Linked DNA regions of Homo sapiens: region 1 is linked to region 2. The links are chromatin loops, found by intact Hi-C in ENCODE. Cell type or tissue: right lobe of liver. All regions are shown on one strand. Links, peaks and the distances in the headings refer to the core of each region. The heading gives the core; the rest is flanking DNA. Region 1 has its middle 22 kb from the start of LINC00523. Region 2 overlaps WDR25 (WD repeat domain 25).

Region 1 (12,106 bases), core at 1,658-9,657, 200 kb before region 2:
TCTTAACAAGTGTTACCAACTTCCCTTACTGCTTGTTATTAATTACCTTATTAAATCCTCCCAGCAACCTGTGGGAGTAGCCCTCATTAGCCCCATCTACAGTTGAGGAGACTGACTAGCAGAGGGAGTGAGCTTCCCAGAGTCCCTGGGAGTGCTGAGCATTTCCTTCATGCCAGCCACAGGACTGTGTCCTCTCCGCCCAGGATTGCAGAGCAGGACAAGGACTGTGTCCTCTCCGCCCAGGCTTCCAGAGCAGGACAAGGACTGTGTCCTCTCCGCCCAGGCTTCCAGAGCAGGACAAGGACTGTGTCCTCTCCGCCCAGGCTTCCAGAGCAGGACAAGGACTGTGTCCTCTCCGCCCAGGCTTCCAGAGCAGGACAAGGACTGTGTCCTCTCTGCCCAGGATTCCAGAGCAGGACAAGGATTCCGGTCCCCACAAACCAGACTAGAAACAGAAGCTTGAGACAGCCCCAGACTGCCAGGAGGCAGTGGCAGGGCGGACACTTCAACCCAGATCCCCCGACGGCAGAGCCTATGCTCTTAATGCCCAGCCTGCCAGGGCCCACCACATCCTGACTCCAGAGGCTTCCTCAGCAGGGTCCGTGGCTTGTTTTCTTTCATACTCATGATTCATGTTCTGAAGACACCCTATTGCAGGATCAGCACATTCTCCGGGGCCCACATTGGAAGAATGCGTGTATCAGGACAGCCCAGGACTGACTGAGCATCCCCCATGAGGGATTTGTATTTCCGTCATCCCCACTTCCCTGGGAAGCGGCCAGGACCCTCAGAGGAGGGATCAGGGAGACCTGGGGAGCCTGCGGTGGCAGCTGCGATGGCCTCCTGCAGGCCAGGATCCACTTAACCCAGAGCGTCGGCTTGGTGGCTGGGAGCCTGTGCGAGGCAGGATGTGGTCTCCCGCCACCAGGGTGTCACCTGGCGATTTTAACCACAGTGCAGGCGTGAGCCACAGTCTGTTTGTATCTACATCTTTGTTGAACACTCATTCCTTTATGCAACAAAAGTTTGTCAAGGCCCTATGTGGGGCAGGCATCCCTCCACACACTGGGACACAGAAGTGAACAGACAGACCCAGGTCCGGTGGATGAGACAGAAATAAGCAAGTCATTGCCCCATTCGTTCATTCATGACGTGCGAAGCCAGCCGGGGAGATGTGGGGCACAAGAAGCCCACAGCAGAGGGGCTCTAGAAGGCTCCCTGGAGGCAGAAACAGCTAGAAAGAGGGTGACCAATGAGAGGAGGAGATAGCCGGGCAGTGGAAGGGGCTCTGCAGGGCAGAGGGGGCAGCCCTGATGTTTTTTCCTCTCTGGATGTGGGCCCGCGCCCTGACAGTGCCCGTCACCAGGTGTGCTCACCCTGACGTTCACAAGTTGGTTGAGGGGCTCCTCCATGTCAGGCTCTGCATGGGCTCGGGGACATGCAGGTAGAAGCCACGACCTGCCTTCCAAGACTGCCCCCAACGCGTTCTCCCTCCCGCTCCCTTTCTCGCAGTGCCCCATCTGCCATATGGCCCAGCCTTGAGGATTCTTGCTCTGGTGGGGGTTGGGTACCACTGAGAAACGAGGGCATCGTTGGGGTTGGGAGATGGAGCCTCTGACCTAGAAGCCTCCAGAGTGTTCTGGAAACTTGGCCAAGCCCTGGGAAGTCCCCATGGAGCTACTCAGGTGGGGTCTACAGGATGGCAGAGGGAGGCGTCTCGGGCAGACCCCGCACGTTAGGCCTTACAGCCGGCAGCAGATCCTCACCACTCCACCACCAGCCTGGGCAGTGCATCCTCTACCCCGAAGTGAGGTATAAAAAGCCAGCTCCCACTACGTTATGCCCCTGCTTAAAAGTCTTCGTGGATCCCCACTGCTCCCAGCAAAGAGGCCAACTCCCAAAATTCCTGGGCCCTTCTCCTGTCCCAACCTCACATGCTTCACCCTCCCTGGAAGGCTCATTTCCACCTCGTCTGTCTTAGACTCCTCTGCATCCCCCAAAGGCCCTCTCAATATGCCCTCCTCTGGGGTGCCCTCCTCTGGGAAGCCCTCCCTGACTTCCTTCCTAGCAAACCACAGTCCCTTGTGCTCAGCTCTGCTCCAGCCCAGAGCTCAGGGAATAGGACCTGTCTCGCTCCGCATCATCTCCCCCTTGGACTTTCAGTTTCTCAGGGGCAGGGGCCGTTGCTGCCCTGTCTCTCCTAGCACTGCTGCCCCTGTCTCCCCTGGCGTTGCTGCCCCTGTCTCCCCTGGCATTGCTGCCCCTATCTCCCCTGGCATCCTCTCATCCATTCATCCACACTTAGCGCATTTCTGTGAGCCAGGCCCAGGTCAGGCAGGAGCCTTGCCCTGTGAGAGGCATTCCAGGGAAGGTGCCAGGCCCCCTGTTGTGCCAGATGCTAGAGGTGAGCTTTCTCTGAGCGTCCTTGGAATGACCTTGTGGTGAAGGGACGGCTGCACTCCCTGAACAGGTGGGGGAGCCAGGCTTGGAGAGGGGCGATACCTGGCCCACCATTTAGGACTGTAATTCAAGCCTGCCTCACTCCAAACACTGAGCTGGGCTGACACCCAGAAGCCCAATGGGGGAGACAATTGTCAGGGAAGGGGCATCTTCCTGAGATCTAAGGCCTTCAGGGGGCAAGTCAGACAAGAGCAGGGCCCTGCCTCAAGGGGCTGGAGACAAACAGTGACCAAGGCTGAGGCCCAGCAGGCAGCGGGGGCTGTGTGCCCAGGACTGGGGTCAGGCCCAGGGGAACGGGACAGCAGGGACACCCTGCCTTCAGTCAGGCCTGGCTGGGAGGAGGGCTGAGTGGGTGGGTGGGGCCAGCCTGGGGACCTCAGCGGGCCCTGACAGCAGGCACCAGGCCCCTAAACACAGCCGGCCACGCGCCCTGGAGGCCTGGGCCTCTCCTGAACCCACAGGCCTCCCTGAGTGGAGGAGTCGTGGGCAATGGGGAATTCCCCGCAGGTGAACCAGGCAGAGGGCTCCTGCTACAAACACACACCATTCCCCAACAGGAGCGCCCACACCCTCAGATGAAACCTGGAGAGGGAAGGGGCAGGCCAGGCCTTCTGCTGGGACAAGACAGGGCTGTTGGTACCCGGGGCTCCGGGGCACTGAGGGGCATCGACGCCAAGGCCGCATCCACCCAGCCCATGGGGTGGGAAGGCACAGGCTGGGAGCCCCCAGTGTGGGCTTGGGGCCTGGCTCTGCTTCTCCAAGATGGGACCCAAGTCCATCCCCTCAGCCCTCTGAGCCTGGGTGTCTTTCTCCCTAAATCAGCCACCCCTGCAGCCCTGTGTCCTCACACCTCCCGCCTCTGCACACGTCTTGGATATGAGGACTGGTTCAGCCACTAACAGCTGGCACAGGCCTGGCACATAGTGAGTGAGTGAGGGAATAACAGTAATAACGCCAGGTTGCAGGGAAGTTGTGAAAACTAAGTGAGAGGGCCCACGAAAGGCTTCACGTGTCAGGCATCACACACAGCTGGTGCAGAGTTGAGGCCAGCCCCTCTCTGTTCCGTTCTCTAGAACTCAGCTTGATGTCCAAAGCCAGGAGCCTGGGGCCAGGCCTCGAAGGCCAAGCTCAGAATTCTGGGACGTATGTGAGGTGCCACTCCTCCCTGCCACCCCCCATCCAGCCACCTCCAAAGATCCAGCTCCTAAGCATACGCCAGGCAACATTGCCAGGAAATCTGCCCTGGCCCCAAGCTCATCAGTGCTGCCCTCCACAGACACATGGCAGCGTAAGATGAGGGAAGCTGCTGGGGCTTGGAAATTAGGGGCAGCGAGGAAGCTGTGCTTTGTGGGAACCCCAGGATGCCTCCCAGCTCCTTGGACCAGCCCCTGAGCCCTGCCACTGGCCACACCCCATACCTCCCTCCTCTCATGTGTCCAGAGAGGAGTTTGCCAGGACATCCTTGTCCTGCATTGTCAGGCAAACCTTCCCCCTAATCCACGGCTATGGTTGGTCTCCTCTGGGCCCAGAGCCCATGTAGACCCTGCCACGTTACACAGAGACACCCAGAGATAGGTGCTCTCAGAAGGGGAAGGGGGGGTCAAGTTCACTGACTGCCCAGCAGCTGGCACTGAATGCTCACAGCACCACCATGAGGTAGGTGGTTCTGACCCTCATTCTATAGAGGAGGAAACGGAGGCTTTGAGGCGGTCTCATGGCTGAGACATGGTGGTGATTATGCCTGTGAGTTTCTAAGTTGAGTGCACCTCATTGAAAGCTCACCCTCAGCCTCAGATTTCTCACCTGTAGCTTGGCGATAAGGATACCTTCCCCTTGGATGACAGTGACGATTGATTGAGATAATCTTTCCCCCAATCCATCAGCATTGACTGAGCACCTACTGTGAGCCAGGGGCTATCCCAGGAGCTTGGGATGCATCCGTGAACAAAACAACAGAAAAAAAGTGTCTGTCCTCGTGGAATTTACATTCGAGTCAGGGGAGGCAGAAAATAAACAACCAATTCAAAAGCCAGGTGGTGGCAAATGTTTTAAAGAAAATACATCTGCCAAAAGGGGGACACAGAAGGGGCTGCATTGCTAATGTACGTCCTCTTACGCGTTGTCAGCAAAGGCCTCTCTGAGAAAGTGGAATTTAGGCAGAGTCGGAAGGAAGAGAAGCAGTGAGCCATGTGGTGTCTAAGTAAAGGGCATTGAGCAGAGGGCACAGCCAGTGCAAAGGCCCTGAGGCAGGGGCACGAGTGCACGTGGGAGGAGCGTGGAGGCCCGGGCAGTGGAGCAGGGCAGGGGAAGGAGCAGGGAGTGGGATTGGAGGTGCAGCGGGGCCCACAGGCCGTGTGAGGACCTGGCCAGGGCCCTGTGCAGTCTCTGAGCAGATGTACTTTTATCAGCCTCCTCTGGCAAAGGCCAAAGCGAGAAGACGGGAGCGCAGGACACCACCGCAGTGGTCCACAGGGCAGAGGACCATGCCGGGACAGGGCAGGCATCACAGAGGCCGGGAGAGGCAGTCAGCTTCTGGATAGCCTAGAACTGCACTGTCCAATATGGGAGCCACTAGCCCCAGGTGGCCCTTTTAATTTAAATTAATTAAAATTAAATGAGAAAGCAACGTGAGTTCCTCAGTCACACTAGCCGTATTCTGAGCGCTCGGTGGCCATGCTAGGGACACAGACAGAAAACACGTCCTACCGGCCACTGTAGGATCCACAGAGCCAACGGGGCCACTTCCTGCCTGGATGTGAGTGGGAAGGAGGGGAGCCAAGGGCCACCCCGGGTCACTGTGGCCCCCAGCACGCAGGGAAAGCTTGAGGAGCTAGCTATTGTTGTTAGTTTTACTTGTATTCATTCATTCCCATACAATTCATTCCTGAATGACAGGGCAGATAGGCTTGGTCAGGGGATTGCGGAGCTTGGTGCAGTTTGTCGACCCCCATTCCCCTTCTCTCCAGGCTCAAAAGAGTCCTAGAAGACCCTCAAGGAAACACCAGGAGGGGATGCCAGCAGCCTCCAGCCCCCACCCACAGCCCTCTCCGAAGACGGAAGGTTATCCCTGCAGCCACCACCCCCTGAGCCTGGAGCAGGCACCCTGGGTTGGGGGCAGGCACTGTGCCCCTTCTGGCCCCAGCGTTGGGCAAATCATCCTCCCTCTCTGGTCCTCAGTTTCCCACTATGGAATGATGGGCTTGCCTCATTCTGGTTCCAGGGCTCATGACCAGGAGAAAGCCCCAGCTTAGGGGGTGCAGTGTGTGTGTGTGTGTGTGTGTGTGTGTGTGTGTGTGTGTGTGTTGTGGGGTGTCTTTGGGCACATGGTGTCAAGAGCAGAGATGATGAGCGGATGATTTCACTGGAGAATCCACCCAGCTCTGGCTGAGTTGTCCGCACCTTCAGAAGCCAAGAGGCCAATTGTAGCCTTTCATCATGGTGATCGGCAAAGTACAGCCCCTGTCACTCAGGCGCCTGCAGAACAGCAGCTCCCACTCTTTGAAATAAATGACTCTCCCATGTCTCCTGACTCTCCCCCAAATAACCTGCTCGAGCTTCCCAGCCAGCACCTGACAAAACGGGACAGAGGGTGGTTTCTGTGGAAGGCTCACTGCAGATACCTCCAGGTCGGGCCGGGGTATTTGTGTGATCAGGGCGGGGCAGTAACCCTAGAGCCTGCTGCCCTACAGAGGAGCTACTAATTGCAACGTGAATTTCCAGAGCCTCTCCATCTGTGTTAGGGGAGGTGATGTCTGGCCCACCCCTGGTGGCTGCTGGCACATTTGGATAACAGTCCACACTTTAGGAAGAGCTGGAACCTCTCCCCCAGTGATCCCAAACAGATCTGCTGGCCTCATTTGATAGCAGCAAGATGGTTTGGGACCACGGAATGGACAGCCCATGCCAGAGAATGAACAGCCAGCCCCAGGTGCCTTTCAGCCCCTGCAGAGACCCAGAGAGGATGTGTCTGTTTCCAAGACAATGAGCATCAAGAGGCCAAGGCCACCAGCTTCTTTTCTGCTTCTTCCCAGGGCCATCTGTTGACCCAACCCTGGACTTTAATATAGGCTTGACCCCAAAAGTTCAAAACAGGAGTCAAGAGAGATCACAAATGGAGACCAGGCGAGAAGCATTTTCTGATGTACCAAGATGTAAACCAAACGCACGGGATTTTGAAGGCGTCTCTGTCCCTTGCTGACCCTCAGTCAGCAGCGGGGAGAGGATGCGCCCCAGGTTATAACCATATTTATGCGGAATGTTGGGGTTTGGCCAACATTGAAAATGGAAGAATGGGAGTTTATTTTCCAATTCATGGTGAAAAGATGAAGTCAGAGTTTCCTCATTGTAAATCCCGCTTCCCCCAGGAACTGCTCCTTGACCTCCAACACCTGCTGCTACAGGTGGGCCTTGGACAAGCCCAGGGAAACAGAGGTCAGCCCAGTTCACTTGCTAGGGAAGCCTGGGGTCCCCTGTGAAGACTGCTTGTCCCCGAGCTGCCCTCAGAGGGGACCATTGCTTTGCTGCTGGCTGCCCTGTCCCTGTCATATGGAGGCTCCAGCATCCTCTCTGTAGGCTTGAGCACTGAACGGCAGAGGCAGGATGGAAAGAAGCATATCACTAGTTCATGGAGGGCTCCTGGGGGGCTTGCAGCCCACGGCCGGCTCACCTGTTTGGTTCTGGTGCTATAATCTGCACTCCTGAGCACCAGCTTCCAGAAAGCCTCTGCCAGGCTCAGAGCAGCCACCTGGCTGCTGAGATGCCAGCCCTGGGCAAGAGTTGGCCTGCCCAGGTAGCTCTTGCAACAACGCTTTGACTCGGCCGCGTCCAGCTGTGGGGACCAGCTAATGAGGAGCAGCTGCCAGTGGGCGGGCAGGATCAAAGCACTGTCCCCAGGTGAAATCAGAACACAGCTCATCAAGAACACGGCTCACCTCGCTTAGCTTGCTAATCTAAACTTATGCTCTCGCTGTCTGATAAATAAATCCTCTGCAGCCTGCCCTGCCTGTAGGATGAGGGCAAAAACACAAGCGTTTAAGTCACAAAGTCCTGGGTTCGAAGCTGAACTCTACTTCATAGCTACAAAGCCTGAGGGAGCCAATTACCCTGCCTGGGCCCTGCTTCCTCATCTATTAAACAAGGATAGTGACGTCCCCTGTACCGGATTATTAGGGAGTTCAATTACACATGGCAAGAAAAGATCCTTGCCCCAAATGGGCACTCAGAAAGTACCCCAAAAAGCATAGACATATATGACATAGACAATAAAATGCACCCATGTGCTCATCACCGGATTCTAGACTTATAATTACAGTCTGTCTTTAGGTCATCAAAATTTTTGGCCAATTTAGTTTAAAAATCCACCTTGCTGAGTTAACACTGGCACTGTGCAGCCTCAGCGTGGTGGACTCACCTCGAAGCTGGCAAGGAGGTGGGGGCTGCCTCCTCCTGGGAGCAGGGAAGCACACACACACAGCCGGGGAGGCGCCTGCCCGGGGTGGTCCCCCGCACTGGAGTGGGTGTCGCATGACCCCCCCTACTACAGAGATGAGCAGTGAGGGATGGGGTGGGAGGGCACCAGGAGATACGTCAGCATCCACAGGTTTGCCCTGCCCAGGAGTCAGTTTGGGTTGTGAAAGGAAGAGATGGTTTTCGGTCCCAAATGCTGATCAAGTTGTGTATCAACTTGAATAGTGCGCCATGCAAAACTCACGTCCTCTGGAACCTCCGACAGCTCTCATTTGGAAGTAGGGTCCTTACAGATGTGGTTCGTTGAGGTCCTGCTGGACTTGAATGGGCCTACATTCTGATGACGGGCATCCTTATAAGACAAGGAGGGGGCACAGAGAGACACACACTGGGAAGAAGCGCATGTGACAATGCAGAGAAAGATTGGAGCCATGCAGTCACGTGCCAGGGAAGGCCATGAGCCTCTGGAAGCTAAAGAGGCAGGGAGGGTCCTACGCAGCCCCCGAGGGAGCGTGGCCCTGCTGGCACCTTGATTCTGCACTTCTAGCCTCCAGAACAGCCACAGACTAAATGCGTGTTCCTTTAAGCCTCCCAGTTTGTGGTCATTTTTTATGGCAGCCCCAGGAAACTAAAACAGGTTGGGAGGGAGGTGTTGAGCTGTATGGAGAAACCGCAAGGGTGAGAGTCGGAAAGACCTGCCTTCCCATCCCGGCTCCCCAAAACCTCCCTCAGCAGCCCAGTTTCCCTTCTGTGACCCTCCGTGGACTCATCTGTGAAATAGAGCTGTTAAAATAGTCCAAATAGGTATTGAATGAGTATCCAGTTTTTGGAAGAGTTAATTCTCAAATGTGTTTATCAAATCTACTTTTTCTCCCTGTTTTCCAACTGAATTTCTCTTTTTGTGTCTTCTTCTATCTTTTGAGTTTTGTATGTAGTTCGTTTATTTCCTTTATGCTTTTTTGTTTTTGTTTTTGTTTTATTATTATACTTTAAATTCTAGGGTACATGTGGACAACGTGCAGGTTTGTTACATATGTATACATGTGCCATGTTGGTGGCTGCACCCGTTAACTCGTCATTTACATTAGGTATATCTCCTAATGCTATCCCTCCCCTCTCCCCCCACCCCACGACAGGCCCCGGTGTGTTATGTTCCCCACCCTGTGTCTAAGTGTTCTCATTGTTCAATTCCCACCTATGAGTGAGAACATGTGGTGTTTGGTTTTCTGTCCTTGTGATAGTTTGCTCAGAATGATGGTTTCCAGCTTCATCCATGTCCCTAGAAAGGACGTGAACTCATCAATTTTTATGGCTGCATAGTATTCCATGGTGTATATGTGCCAAATTTTCTTAATCCAGTCTATCATTGATGGACATTTGGGTTGGTTACAAGTCTTTGCTATTGTGAATAGTGCCGCAATAAACATACGTGTGCATGTGTCTTTACAGCAGCATGATTTATAATCCTTTGGGTATATACCCAGTAAGAGATAGCTGGGTCAAATGGTATTTCTAGTTCTAGATCCTTGAGGAATCGCCACACTGTCCTCCACAATGGTTGAACTAGTTTACACTCCCACCAACAGTGTAAAAGTGTTCCTGTTCCCTCCACATCCTCTCCAGCACCTGTTGTTTCCTGACTTTTTAATGATCGCCATTCTAACTGGTGTGAGATGGTATCTCATTGTGGTTTTGATTTGCATTTCTCTGATGGCCAGGGATGATGAGCATTGCTTCATGTGTCTGTTGGCTGCATAAATGTCTTCTTTTGAGAAGTGTCTGTTCATATCCTTTGCCCACTTTTTGATGGGGTTGTTTGATTTTTTTTTTCTTGTAAATTTGTTTAAGTTCTTTGTAGATTCTGGTGTTTTTTGTTTTTTTGAGGCAGAGTCTCGCTCTGTCATCCAGGCTGGAGTGCAGTGGAGCCATCTCAGCTCACTGCAACCTCTGCCTCCTAGGTTCATGCAGTTCTCCTGCCTCAGCCTCCCAAGTAGCTGGGATTACAGGCGCCCGCCAGCACACCAAGCTAATTTTTGTATTTTAGTAGAGACAGGGTTTCACCATGTTGCCCAGGCTGGTCTCAAAATCCTGAGCGCAAGCAATCCGCCCACCTCAGCCTCCCAAAGTGCAAGGATTACAGGCATGAGCCAACATGCCCGGCCTTTTTTACTTTATTTTATTTTATTTTATCACGGTCTTTCTCTGTCACCTAGGCTGGAGTGCAGTGGTGCAATTATGACTCACTGCAGCCTCTAACTCCTGGGCTCAAAGCAATTCTCCTGCCTCAGCCTCCAGAGTAGCTGGGACTCCTGGTGCACACCGCCATGCCCAGGTAATTTTTAAATTTTTTTGTAGAGACAACGTCTCACTACGTTGCCAAGGCTGATCTTGAACTCCTGGCCTCAAGTGGTCCTCCCACCTTGGCCTCCCAAAGCACTCGTGATTACATGCGTGAGCCATTGCACCCAGCAGTTGAAAATATTTGGTGTTACGAATTTGCCAGTGGTAATACTGCTTTGTTTATACCCTGTAAGTATTATTCTCAAGATCATTATTTTTTAAGTATTCTGCAGCTGAAATGCTCACATCTTCTTTGACTCAAGATGTATGTAGTGGAGTGTTAGAGTTTTTTTCATTGTCTTTGGTTTTGTTATTTCTATTGTTGTGTCGTGGGTAGCCAATGAGGCACTGGCAGCATCTGCATGTTGATATTAATTAAGGTCTACTCTGTGGCCTTATACGTGGTCAATGATCATAAATACCCCATCAGGACAGAAAAGGAAGGATAAGCTCCTGTTACAGGGTGCAGACTTTGAGAGGTATCCAAGTTCATAAGGCCGCCTCAGTAGGGCTTGGGGGAGAATTCCAGACTCCTGGGGTCCTCTGAAAGTCGCCCCTGGAAGGTCCTGGTCTTCTGGGTTGCATTTCCTCACCTATGATCAGGCCTCCTGGTGGCCACTTCCATTTTCTTTGTCTTCAGCTGCTTTTCCATTTTGCCCCAGTTCAGTGTTTCTCAAAGTGAGGCCCATAGACCCCTGAGCTGGAATCACCTGGGGTGCCTGCCCACCAACAGCCTTTGGAATTTGGGTCTCAGAGAGTGGGGCCAGGGGTCTGCATATTTCACAAGTGTCTGGTCTGGGGACCCGCTCCAGTTGCTCACAAGGCTCTGGGTAAATCCGATGTTTGCTGCGTTGGCAGTGCATTGGGTGTGGCTAAAGCACCAAGGCCCAGCTCTTTTAGGGCTCAAGGGCAGAGGCCGCAACAAGCCAGGAGCTCCCAGGATGTGGCCGAAGGTCTTGGGAGAGCTGTCGAACCTGACTGTCAGGTCATATGCCCCACACCCTCAGTGATATGTGGGGAGGGGGAACTGTGATGCAGGGTGGGAGATGCTGACCCTGGGGAAGAGCGCGCAGTGAGGGCTGGGGAAGGGGTGTCCTGGTGTCTGTCCAAGTCCTGGTGTCTGATATGACCCTTTCATCGAGCAGGAGGCATCCGTTGCCTGCTATCGGGAGTAGAAGTCCGGGTACCCCTGGATCTTGGTCTCCGAGTCGCCAAGGAATACACGCAGTGAGGCACTGGCTGGAACAAGGCTTTATTCACATGGAGACGGGACAGGGCAGGATCAGCTGCAGCGGCGGGCACTGGTCCCCACGGCCAGCGCATCCCTCCCGGCAGCTGAGGCAGGGCCATTGGCCAGCAGTCATCTCTCTTGTGTGGCAGCAGGAGAGCCCTACCCTGCTCCCCGCAGTGGGGGGTTGGCCAGATGCCGTATGACGCACAGGTTTAAGGAGGGCAAAGGAAGGCACAGAGCCTGAATCAGGGAAAAGTCTTCCCACACACAGAAACAAGCCCCACTTAGGCTGTGAGGGCCTCTTTATCTCGGGGAAGGAAGAGTTCCAGGCCCAGCGCCCATTCTTGTGCTGCTGAGAGGGGCAGAAAGGTGCCTGTCCCTACACCTTTGGCTGCAGAAATGGCAGCAGGTGCCCCAGGGCCCGGCCGGTGGGAGGGTTGCTATTCATCTTTGCAGTTATTATCAGACCCTAGAGGGCCGTGATTGCAGACACCCACTGCCTCCAAGTGACTGGCCAACCCCTGCAGAACATCTGTGGGACCGTGGGGCTGTGGGACCACAGGACCCTGGAGCAGACCCGGCCAGTCGGTGTCCCGGCAGATCCCTTCC
Region 2 (12,106 bases), core at 2,325-10,324:
AATTATGATTGGTATTGTGTTACTTACCATGTGTTGTGATTTATACATTTTTACTTTTTTTTTTTTTTTTTTTTTGAGATGGAGTCTTCCTCTGTCACCCAGGCTAGAGTGCAGTGGCATGATCTCAGCTCACTGCAACCTCTGCCTCCCAGGTTCAAGTGATTCTCCTGCCACAGCCTCCCAAGTAGCTGGGATTACAGGCACCCACCACCATGCCTGGCTAATTTTTGTATTTTTAGTAGATGGCCTAACCATGTGGGCCAGGCTGGTCTCAAACTCCTGACCTCAAGTGATCCACCTGCCTTGGCCTCCCAAAGTGCTAGGATTACAGGCATGAGCCACCACGACCAGCCCATTTTTACTAATTCTGATCATCAACATCAACAATGCTACTTGTCATGGCTCTGTGTCACTTGTGACCACCACCGCAGGACCCCAGGGGCAGGAGCTCACAAAGCCAGAAGGCTCCTCCTCTATACTCCAACTGAGCTTCATGGCTACCCTTCCCCACCACGCCAGGAGGAAGGTGGAGCACAGCACTGAAACAGTCAGGGGGTATAATATCTGGGGCAAACACCAAACTCAGCAGTTAACCCAAAGGCTTGGGGTCATCCTGGGTTGAACCCTCTTTTCATCTACCAGGATGGCCAGCCTCAGATCCTTTACCTCAACACTGGTATGGCCGGGCCTCGCCCCGTGTCTTCTTGGAGGGGCAGCATGGGTTGGAATCACAGGGTTCTAAACCCCAACTACTTCTTCCAACTGTGGTGGAAATGGGCTCTGAAAGGATGGCCGATGCCTGAGTCAGGGTAGAACAAAGGTTCTTTCTAGCCTGGTCCTTATTCTCCCAGACGCTTCCAAACACGTTCTGTGCCCACCTCCTCCTACAGGGAGGTCGGAAGCTAAATGAAGCAACCTGGGGGTTTCAGAACAAAAGCCTGGAAACTTCCTACTAAAATCCAAAGACAGGAAGCCTAGAAGCCATCCTGTCCCCGTCTCAGCCCTGGCAACAAGGAGGCTTTGATTCACCTCTCAGGCCCCTGAGTCACATGGCTGCAGCAGGTCTTTCCTTCTCCACTCCCAGCCTGCAGCCTATGCAGCTTCTCAGTCTTCTTTTCACCTTTACAAAAGGATGTTTTGAAACCCTTGGTGTGAGTTTTATGATAAACTAGTTTAAAATATTTTTTGGAAGTTGTGGAGTAAATTATAGAAAAAGACCAACAAAGCTAAGGCTCTGAGGCAAAATTTTATTACCACCTTGAAGGAGTTCAGCATCATTTTTCTTCCAGTAAACATGTAAATCTGGTGTCCAAAACAACACAAGTTACTTTATTCCATGGCTTATTTGCATGATTTTTAATGACAAACAGTAATAAAGTGTAACCGAATCCCCTAATCTTAAATTCATCCAGACTTTGCTGCAGAGAAATGCATTGATAATAAATTCTAAAGTTTTGTCTGAGAACTCATAGGGTAAAACTCTGAGGTTGCTGGGAGATGTGAACAGAGTGAGTGAGAGGGTGCCTGGTGGGGATATGGGGTGACAGCAAGAACACAGAGGCCCAGTTCCATGGGGGACTTCAGGGTCAGACACCCCTGAATCCTAACTCTGTTCTGCCCCTTCAATCCATGTGGCCTGGGTAAATGACCATTGTCTCTGAGCTTTCATTTCAACAGCTAGAAAACGGGGCTAATCTTCCCACTTTCCAGAGTGGTGGGGAAGCTTAAAGGGAATTAAAGTGACGAAGTAGAAGGTGCCACAGAAGGCACTATCAACTTTGGTTCTTCTCCTGTCCCTCACTGCCTGCTGCCAAGAGAGCGCAGTGTCGGTACACACCAGGCTCAAGTCCCTAAGGACGTGAGGAGGACGATGAGCTGTTTCGCCGCTGCCTCCTTCTAGACACAGCCCTCCAGATGAGCCACTAGTACTGTGAATGCACCAACCATCCACCCTCTGTATAGTCCCAGGGGCCTGAAACCAAAGGCCCAACCCAGAACTTCTGCAGGCCACGGAGGGGCATCAGAGGCACTTCATCTGCCAGGTACGGTGGGGCCTGGGGCCTGGGGCCTGGGGCCAGTGCAAGAAGGAAGTCACCTGGACCCAGACGTGTCCATGGAAAGGTAGCAGCTCTGGCATGGGCCTTAGCTAGGGTAAGGGGGACCAGCAGGCCTGACGGGGCCCCATACACCTGGATTCTACCCTTCACTATATGCTTTAGAGATGTCCATCCTGCGGTTCCCTGCAGCAGCCTCCCTGACCCACAACTAAGTGGCACGGATGCACTCGCAGGCATGCCCCTCAGTGGCTGCAGGGCTCCCGGGAGGACAAACTGCTACCTTCGAAGTAGCAAAATTTCCATCAGCACCAGTGAGGCTTCAGCTCCCTCTGACCGCCAATTTCCTTCCATTTTCACGGGTTCAAATGTTTCCTCTCAGCCTCAAATTCAGCCAGACACAACTTAGTCCTTCTCAGGCATGCCCCGCCAGGTGTGCCCATCTTCCTGTGGGCCACCCCTTGCAGAATCCTGAGGCCACAGCTGCTGGTCTCAAGGCCAAGTGGGGCTATGGACAGGATAAGGCTCTGGGGCTGGGCTCCTGGTGTCTAGGCCTGGCTCTTCCTCTGGCTGACAGGTGGCTGTTGGTTCACCTCTCTGAGCCTCAAGATCCTAAGCCGCAAAACAGAGAAGGTGGTATCTCCTCCTCAAGGTTGCAGGGAGCATTAACAGAGAATATGCATGAGGAGCACCTAGCCAGCGCCCGGCACTAAACGACAGCAATTATTATTACTCATGCTCCAATCACTCAGTACATATTCCTCATGCCTTCCAAATGCGCTCATTTCACATCAGCCCGGAGCGCTCCCAATTAATGAAAGAACAAATTAAACTGTCATTACTTTGGTTTAATTCTGTAATTAAAGAACTTCAAGAGGCGACAGGCTCTAAATAATGCATGCTTTTGTCAGAGATATGTTGAGTTCTGGGCAGAGAGAGAAAATAAAAGGGGAAAAGCTTTGGGGAAAAGGAGAGAGAGGAGACATGAGGCTGCAGCAATGATATTTATCCCCCAAAATCAGAGGGAACAATCGAGTGACAGCTGAAGGACTCAATTTGTTTTTGAATTAAGGCTTCGGCTAGCACGGAAAGCAGAGAATGGAGGGCCCTGCCCCCCACCCCCACCCTATATCTGCCATAAACAGAAACGGTGTTAGGAAGAATTCAGTCGGTGGCTTTTCCAGTAGATGGGGCGAAGCAAGGCAGTCATTCTGACATCTGCTTGTGTGTGACTCTCCTTTTTATCTCAGTTCAGGGGAAAGAGAAATAAAGAAAGGAAAAGCATGTGGCACATAAATTTTTCTAAATGTGTGTCTCTTACCCAGCAGATCATGCAGCTGCCACGTATTACAAACCTAATGAGGCTGTTATATGCAGTGGTGAGGAAAGACAGGCTTGGAGTCAGAAGAGCAATATTCAAACCCAGCTCCACCTTGCCCTGGCCTAAGGTGTGAACACACCCCACAGAGCAGGCCCAGGTTTCCACCTGCAGCCGGGCAGGACTCAGAGAGACAGGGAGCAGTGGGCACCTGTGTGCGAGCGCCTGGGGCCTGCCGAGCAGTGCGGTAGGTCTGGGTGGGGAACCAGTCAGCGGGCCTGTGACTTCAAATTAAATAACTTACTGAGCTGTTTTCTTCTTGTTAGGCATGAATGTTTCCATAAATCCCATACACTGTGTAATTGCTATGTCCTGATTCTCTGAATCACATAAAGAAATGGCTTTCAGACATGGCCTCCATTTATGCTTCTATTAGCTGCAGAACCCAAAGGATGAAATGTTATTAAATAGAATGTTTTTTTTCCTGCAATATCGCTAAGTTCCAAGAACAGCTTGGAGGTTTCCCTGAAAAGGTTGGCAAATGTGCTTAGTACACAGAATAGCAGCTGCTTTACAAACTGCATACTTTTATTAAATTACTGCCCCTGCAACATCCTGCCAGCCACAGGATTAAAAGGAAAAAGAAATTAAACTGATGGGAATGGTTCCTGAGCAACAGGTCGAGATACAAGGGGACAGATCACCTTTGAAACCTATGCAGTTCAGGGGCAAGAGAGAGGGTTCTGATCTGGTTTTGTGTGGGAGAGCCTAGCATATAAAATGTTAATAACATAGACCCACTATTTCAGTGCTGAAATGTTGCTTATCCACAATGCTAGATGTGTGATCTTTTTCTTTCCTTCTTTCCCTGCCAGCCTGGGAGCTCCCCCAGGGTGAAGACCCCTGCCTCTGGTACACCACCATCTACCCAAGGCCTGGTGGACCACATGGCATGCAGTAGGTGCTCACTAAATACTGGCTTTGTGGCTGAGGGAATGTGTGCACCCTCAGCAGAGGGCTAGCCACAAAACAGGTGCTCAGGAAGTGTTCAATTCATCAGTCCATCCAGGAGCAGTGTGATAAGCACACTCTCCCTGTAAGACCCTCTGCAACCCAAGCCCATCCCTCCAAAAGAAGAGCTCAAGCATGGCTCTGGCCACAGTCAAAGCTGGCCCTCTCCATGTTCCTGCTCCTCCTGGCACCTCCCAGCCCCTGCACTGCTGAAAGGAAGCCCTTGGGAGCAACAGCCTGGTGTCAGATCTTCTCTCTGCCTCTCTCTATGTGTGACCCTGAGCAACTGCTTTACCCTCTAACAAGTTTCTCAGCTATAAAATGGGAATAAAAATACCTAACAGAGAGTCAGTGCAAGGCCTTCAGCCCAGCGCTTGGCATGCAGTAGGTGCTCAATACCTGGCCACTGCTACTGAGACTGCATCTAGGAAGGAACCGATGCTTGTTGACTAGGCTCTGTATGCCAAGCACCAATCAGGGGCTTTCCTCCTACTGTCATTTCATCCTGCAGCAGCCCTATGACAGAAGCGAAAGTAGGATTGTCCCATTTCACAGATAAGGAAACCAAGACCAAGAGCTTCAGTAACTCAGCAGGCAGGCTAGGAAGCAGCAAAGTCCACCTGCGCTCCATGTGGCCCCCAGCCCATCTGCAGGCCCCAGCCAAGCTCTCCTGTGTGTCTTCCACCCTCCCCTGCTGCCCCTCTGTGTTCCCACACTCTGGCACTCCAAGACCCACACACTCTGGGCACTGCCACTTCCAGCATCTGCCTGGAGAGCTCCAGAGGTAAGACCTGTCTGGAGAGGAGACTCCCTTCCTGTAAGACGCAAACCACCCCCTGCACTGCCTTCCCTGCCCCACCCCACCCCCTAGGCAGTGAGGGTGGCCCAGTCTTCCCCTACAATGCTCAGTTCTCACAATCATCCCCATAAACATCTTTCTAGCCCCCATTCTACAGCGACCACCCTTCAAGGAGACAGCGCCCAATATCACACACAGGACCTGGCACACAGAAGGAGCTCAGCAAACGTTTGATGACTGTGTGGTAAATGAACAGAGTGCCTCCTATGTGTCCCTCATGATGTCCATACCAGAGTGTTCTGGAAACCTAAGCCAGGAAGCAGAGTCTTATCTCCCTGGCCCAGTTTCAAGACCAAACCAGACAGGGCTCTGTATGTCTTAGTTGATTAAAGTGATGAACAGGAAGAAAACACAGGCTGTTTATTGGCTCCACAGAGAATCCCTTTCTCAAAATGCCAGGGACCGGGTACTTTGACACAAATTCAGCAGCAGCATCTTTAATCATTTCAGGGTTAATAAAAAATGTCAATTACATTTGTCATCAGGACTATCCTGGGGGAACAATCCCAGTGCAGACAATCTCTGGCCAAATGACAGCCTGGTATGTTTGTCACACATCCCTCCAGCTGCCTCGCTGACGAATTTATCGAGGTGGTTACCTCCCCCGGCCTGTCCCTTCGTAAATAATCAGAAGTAATATGGATCTCCCAAATAATCCTGACCTGAGAATTGCTGCTCTGGCTCTCCCTAAATAAAAGAAGGGAATAAAAACAGGGAATGAGACTAAATAGACCAGAAGGTGAAGGTTGCCTGGAAGGATGCGTATAGCAGCCAGGGCAGCCTGGGCTCCTTCCACATGGACAAAGCAGGAGCCTGTGTTTTTCTCCCAGTGTCCCTCAGTGCTCAGCACAGCCTCCAGAGAGCTAGCATGCTGAATCATGACGGCCAGCCCCTCCCATGCCCCAAAACCTTGAGGGTCCCATCCTACAGCCCTTTCTATCCGCCTGTAAACAGCCGCTCAGAACAGACTAAGTGGCATGCCTCCACGGGACTCAAAGCCAGGTGTCTGGCGCCACCCCGCTGCCGTGGCCGAAGGGCTCCCTGACTGTGGCTGCCTGTCTGCATTTTGAGAGTAGCTATTTTGCAATCAAAGAATTCCTGCACATTCATTTGCCAGGTGCAAACGCATCCAAGAGGAAAACACTCCCCTGCTATGACTGACACACATAAAGAGAGGAATGGAGTCAGGTTGAAATTGAAAAAGGAAAACGCTGCTTTCCACCCCAGGACTACTCCAAATGTTCTGAAATCCTGAAATGTGCCTAAATGAAGTGTTCTATCTTTATCAGAGAGTGACTCGAAAATGACTATGCTGCTTTTAGGGACGCTCACATGACAGTTTCCCATGTTTGTTTCTTAACAATGGATCCTTTCCTTGACAAGTGGACCTGAACATGCACTGGAAGTCAGGGCCCAGGCTTCCTCCAACTGGAAGTGGGGTTTGGGCAACTCCCTCAGCCTCTGCCACGTCACACGAGAGCGCTGCCAGCTAGTTCACTCCCATCCACTGCAGCATGCTTTACAAATGGGAGGAATTTTTGCTATAAAACCCTCAAACATTCAAGATAACATTTATTATATTGAATGGAGAAAATATGGAGAGTGTGAAAAATATATAACTGTTTCTAGTATTCATTTTAAAGCTATGGCAATTCAAAGAGTTAAGCTGAGCACAATGCCTTGAAGACCACTGTTAGTTTCTCCAACTCACTGTCACATAAAAAGCGTCCACCCCCACATGGCAAGCAGGGGCTGCCCAGCTGTCCTTCCAGAGAGTTCTGTCTCCAAGGAGAAATCCAGGTGACGCTTTTTCAGCAGCCCCACAGGCATTAGGTTTGCAAGTTAACTTTCACAAGACAGGCAAAGGCTCTTATTTTGACGGCTTCCCTCCATCTAGGCAATTTTATCACCTTCATAAACACTAACGGCTCTTGAATACCTGCTGTGGGCGGGCCGTGCTGTACCAGGCTGAACTGCACAACGCCACACAAAATGCCATCAGATGAGTCACCTGTCTGCACTGAATCAGCTCTGTGATGCACAGGAGTCCGGGGGCTGAAGCAACAGCAGCTTCGTCACCGAGGCCAGAGCCATCCACCACGCATTCTGACAAGCAACAGATGCCAAAGGGCAGGGTCCTTCACTTCCTGAGTGCCCACCAAGTGCCAGGTGCCTCACACATGTTGTCTGTGATCCTAACAATAACCCAGGAGGGTATTCTGCCACCAGTCACCAGTGGGTGCAGGGAGGGTCAGAAAGGAGGACTTCACTTGCCCAGGGCATAGAGCTAGGAAGTACCTGGGCAACTGATGCCCAGCCCCACTCCCTACTGCTCCTTGCCTCCATCTGCAGGAGGGTGCCCTAGCCACCAGGGCCAGGCCATTTTTTGTGGGCAGGTGGTCAATTGGCCATGTGCTAAAGGAAGTGCAGACCCCTAGAGGGGTTCTAGAAGGAACTCTGGCCTTGCAGCCAGGCAGTTCTGAGTTCAAATCCCAGCTCTGCCTCTTACCAGCTGTGTGACCCTGAGCATATCACTGTACCTCTCTGAGCCTTACTTTCCTCAGATATACAATAGGGAAAATGTAATGAACCTCACAGGGTGGCTGAGAAGACTAAACAAGATTCAATGAAATAACATGAAAGCCACTCAACCTCTCTCTTCTCCTTAATCAAGTCTGCCTATAATCAGCTTTGGATGAAAAAGCCAGAGAATCAAACCTAACTTCAAATCCCACCTCCCAGGTTTGCCAGCTGAATGATCGTGAGCATGGGGCAAAACCTCCTCTGGCTCAGCTCCCCATAGCCACCTACAGGGCAGTGCAAGGGTTAAGGAGCTGGTGTCTGGCACAGAGTGGGCGTTCAATAAAAGCTCATTCAATTCAATTTGACTTAATTAAAAAACCTTACTCATAGCCTCGAGAATGGCAGGAGCACAGAGGGCTAAAACTACAAACAGAAATCCATTTGAAGCCCATAAATTTTATATCCTGCCAATGAACGCATTTTCTTATTAAGCGACAATATTATAAACCAATTCTGAATTCCTGGCAATGCCTAAGAGTCATATCTTCATTGGGCTGAAAGCTGTTGTCAAATCACAAAGAAATTGAAGGGGTTCTAAAACAACTCATGGAAAGGAATAACTGAAACCAAGTTTACTGAACAAATCAAATTATTTCACTACGTGCCTGTCTTTGCAAATCTTCTCCAAATTACACTTCATTACAAGACTTGGAAATTAGACACCAGCAACAAAATAAGAAAGCCAGAACAGATAAATATTTACATAATCATGAGAATAATAATATTCTCCTGTGCAAATCTACCTACTACTTTGTTTACTCTTATTAACTCAAGTTTAGAAATGGGACAATCATCTGAAACAGGGCCCTGGGGATTTCTTTCCCAGACTCCAACTACTTCTTTCTTTTGCGAAAACAATGGTGTGTCAGGAGAAAAAAGGATGAGAAGGCAAGGACAGAGGGAGGTGCAGTCCTCCTTGAACCCCTTAGCATCCTTGGTGGTCAGCTCAGGGCTCACAGCAGCTGGGCAGATAAATGCTCTGAGCCAGCTCCTGTCTTCTCTTCTTCACTAAGGGGGCGTATAACACCAGTGCTGTGGGTGAACGTAGGGTTGGAGAGGTAGAGGGAGAGAATGGGGGTTAACAGTGGTGGTGACAGTAACATCAGTAGCAGTAACAGTAATACTACTAATACTAATAATACTAGTAATAATACTAATAATAATAATGGCAACCAATGCCCAAGTGTCTGGGTGCTGGACACATGTCATCCCAAATCCCTACAACCACTCTCTGCTTAGAGGTATGTCTCTGCTTCACAGTAAGGAAATCAAGGCTGCCAGAAGTTAAGCAACCCACCTTGCCCAAGGCCACACAGCTAGTAAGTGCCAAAGCTAAGGTATGAGCCCAGCTTCGGGTGGCTTTTTTATGCCACTATAGTACCACTTCTTGGGCACTGAAACCCAAGAGCTGAAACAGTGAGACTCAACACTCAGCGGGCTCAGACTGGAATCTCAGATATGGGTCTGGGTCTTGCTAAAGCCAAGCTGTGGGGTCTCTTGAGGAGAGGATGGGGCTAAGGCTGGGCCGTGGGGGGCTGGGCAGAAGGGACCTGCTTTCTACAGGCAGGTGCTCTTCCAGGAGCAAGACCAACGTGTGGGTTGGGCCCTGGAAAGAAGTCCCTGCTCTGGGCTCCACCTCCTCCTTTCCTGCCACTCTCCTGAGCCCTCAGCCACAATAATCAAACATGCATACAAGCATTCAACACACAAGTACCAGGCCCTTACTCCAGCTCCAGCCCCTCACCAAGCACTGAAGGGACCCAAATGGCTAAGGCACAGCCCCAGTGCTAAAAGGCCTTCAGTGCTCTTCTAGGCAAGACTCTAACTGTTGTGCCACATTTTCCAAAACAAAAAGGCAGAACAGATGGCTCAGCATATGCTGTGGCACAAGGACAGCAACTGAAAGCAGGGCCAACCTAGCAAACCAAGGCCCTCTGGGAGCCAGAGCTTTTGCTTCTGGGGTGCGCATGTACCCTCCACAGCTCAGGGGGCGAGAGCGAAGAGACGCTCTCTTCTGCACATATGATGCCCAGCCAGATGTTCCTAGGTGAAACCCAACCCCAGGAAGGACCCAATGACATGGCAAAGTAAAACCAAGCTACACAGGAGACTGACACACAGGACACTTGTCCCCAGTGTGCAGAGTCCTCCACGACCCAAGAGACACCGAACACCTGACTCAGAGGCTACCTGGCCGGCCTAAAGGGAAACCCAGGCCATAGTTCATGGCCACACTGCCACATAGTGCCATCATATAGGAAAGTTAGAATGACAAAAGTATCTGGCTGCAAATCCATGGAGCCAACATTAAGATGCCATCAAAACATGTAAGCTCAATGTGAAACTATTTCATTGCAAATTATACCGCTGCAAAATAAACAAAGGAAATGAATTCTAAAAAGCATTAAAGTGACATTAAAGCAAACTGAACTCCTTTCCCAAGTACAAGCAAAGTCTAAGTATGACAAGCACACACAGTCTGTGGTGAAAAGGCGGGCCCAGGTGTAGTAGTCAGCCCTGCGTCCCGGCTCCCACTGCTTGTGGGACCCTCCATAAGCGCTTCACTTCTCTGAAACTCAAAGCACTCATATGGAAAATGCTGGATGGGAGGACTCAATGAGATAAGGTGAGAAAGCTTTGTTAGCAAAGCTCCAGACATAACACATCCCAAAGACACATGGCTAGTCAACAGCAGAGCTGAGAATTTGACACCTGAATCTGGCCTCAGCAGATGCAAAGAACTTGCTGGAGAGGCCAGTGGTACTATCCTTCCCCATTACAGAGAAGACAATTAAGGCCCAAAAAGATTAATGATTTGCTCAGAGTCAACTCTTCCACGGTGCTGGCCAGCAGCTACACTCCCTCCTCTCCAAGCCTCACACCAGAGGACTCTCATACACACTTAGGCGTCACTCTTCTCCCTGGAAGTCACATCTAACCCCCAAACCTCACTTACAAGCCCCTCCTAGGTGATCCACAGCACTGTGTCCTTCCCTGACAGGCCTCACTGTCCTTCCAGCCATGAAGATCCCCATCTGGACTTGCAGATGCTCTCTGAAGTCAGGACAGCACCTTCCTGCTCACTGTGTTAACCTCACCGCTCAGCCATACTGAATGAATGAATGAATGAATGAACGAATGATTGAGTGAATGAATGTCTTGTTGCCCCCATAGCAGGAGCAGGTGGGATCACAAGCCCTCATCTCTGGATGTTAAGGCCAGGCCAGGGCTCTCTCCACTTCAAGACAGCTGAGTGAGCTTCTCTTTCCGTGATCTCCAAACTTTTTTGATCACATATCACTATCATTTTTAAAAATTTTTCTGAGCACACAACTTTGAGTACATAAACCCTATTCTATTGATGTGTTATACTCATTACAAAACATGTACACACAACAAATTTTAAAAGAATGATAAGGAAAGCAATTATAAGGGGAATAGCTCCTCCTTTCTCCTGGGTTATCCTTCCCTCCCTGGGGCCTTTTTCCTTAGCACCCAGGGTGATGCGAGCCCTGCTCTTGGCATCTCAGGCATGCAATGAACCCCAGCAGGAGGAGCAAGTACACCCGTCATTCACAAGTTTCAGTTCTGGCACCAGACAGTCTGGCCTCAACCTCTAGGACCAGCTCACATCTGTGTGACGTGTGGTCATGGGACTACTTTGAGCCTCAGTTTCCTCCTCTGCCCACATTACCACTCTTCCAGAGTCAGGTGGAAAAGACACAACGCCTGGTGGGGGCTGTGCTGTCATTAGCACCTAGACGCACACTGCACAGTTCTCATGCACCTACATAACAGCCAAAATGGAGACCACAACAGACCCCTCAGGAGCAGAAGGAAGGATCAGGGACCCCTCAGGACTAATGTAGCCTGCTCAGGCGCACAGTTAAATGAGAAACGGCAAACTGTGAAAGAGGATTCAGAATATTCTACTTTTTATGAAGAAAAAGAGCGGAATAAGAAACTACTCATTAAAGCAAAAAGAAACATAGAAGGAAAAAACACAGACTAATGAGACTGGTTCCCTACAGGGCAGGGTGGGAGCTGGGTAGAGAGGAAAAAGGGATTGGAGTGGAAAGGAGGGGGAGCACCTCTCTGAATAGAACTTTTTGTACAGACCTGCCTTTTGGAAATGTCCGTGGTTCACACAAAAGGGAGGGAAGAGAAAATCCCTAAGATTGGGGAAATCTCTCAAATAGAATACAAAGAGAAACAAAGGAACCAAATTGTATTTCAAATGAATAACATAACCACACTGAAAGGGGGCAGCAGGGAACAAAC

What was found. A loop is a pair of places that touch in the nucleus more often than their neighbours do. Peaks named below come from ENCODE experiments on the same cell type or tissue, not always from the same donor. Only the 100,000 strongest peaks of a DNase experiment are listed, where the experiment ranks them.
Region 1: a loop joins it to region 2, with 2.5 times the contacts of the local background. A loop is called at or near these places in 55 of 110 quality-filtered maps.

What each region holds. Positions count from the first base shown.
Region 1 is chr14:100,629,419-100,641,524 of GRCh38, reverse strand. No RefSeq gene overlaps it. Among named protein-coding and RNA genes, the nearest start is that of LINC00523, 22 kb to the left of the region's middle. RefSeq lists a silencer at 801-900 and enhancers at 1,704-2,203, 2,204-2,705, 4,644-5,644. In right lobe of liver, for the core only: no CTCF peak of the experiment used is centred there; no DNase peak of the experiment used is centred there.
Region 2 is chr14:100,434,520-100,446,625 of GRCh38, reverse strand. The region is part of intron 2 of WDR25 (WD repeat domain 25); the gene reads right to left. Among named protein-coding and RNA genes, the nearest start is that of WDR25, 64 kb to the right of the region's middle. RefSeq lists a silencer at 5,380-5,674 and an enhancer at 6,847-8,046. In right lobe of liver, for the core only: a CTCF peak has its summit at 6,275; DNase peaks (open chromatin) are centred at 6,265, 6,682 and 7,325; H3K27ac peaks cover 1,529 bases.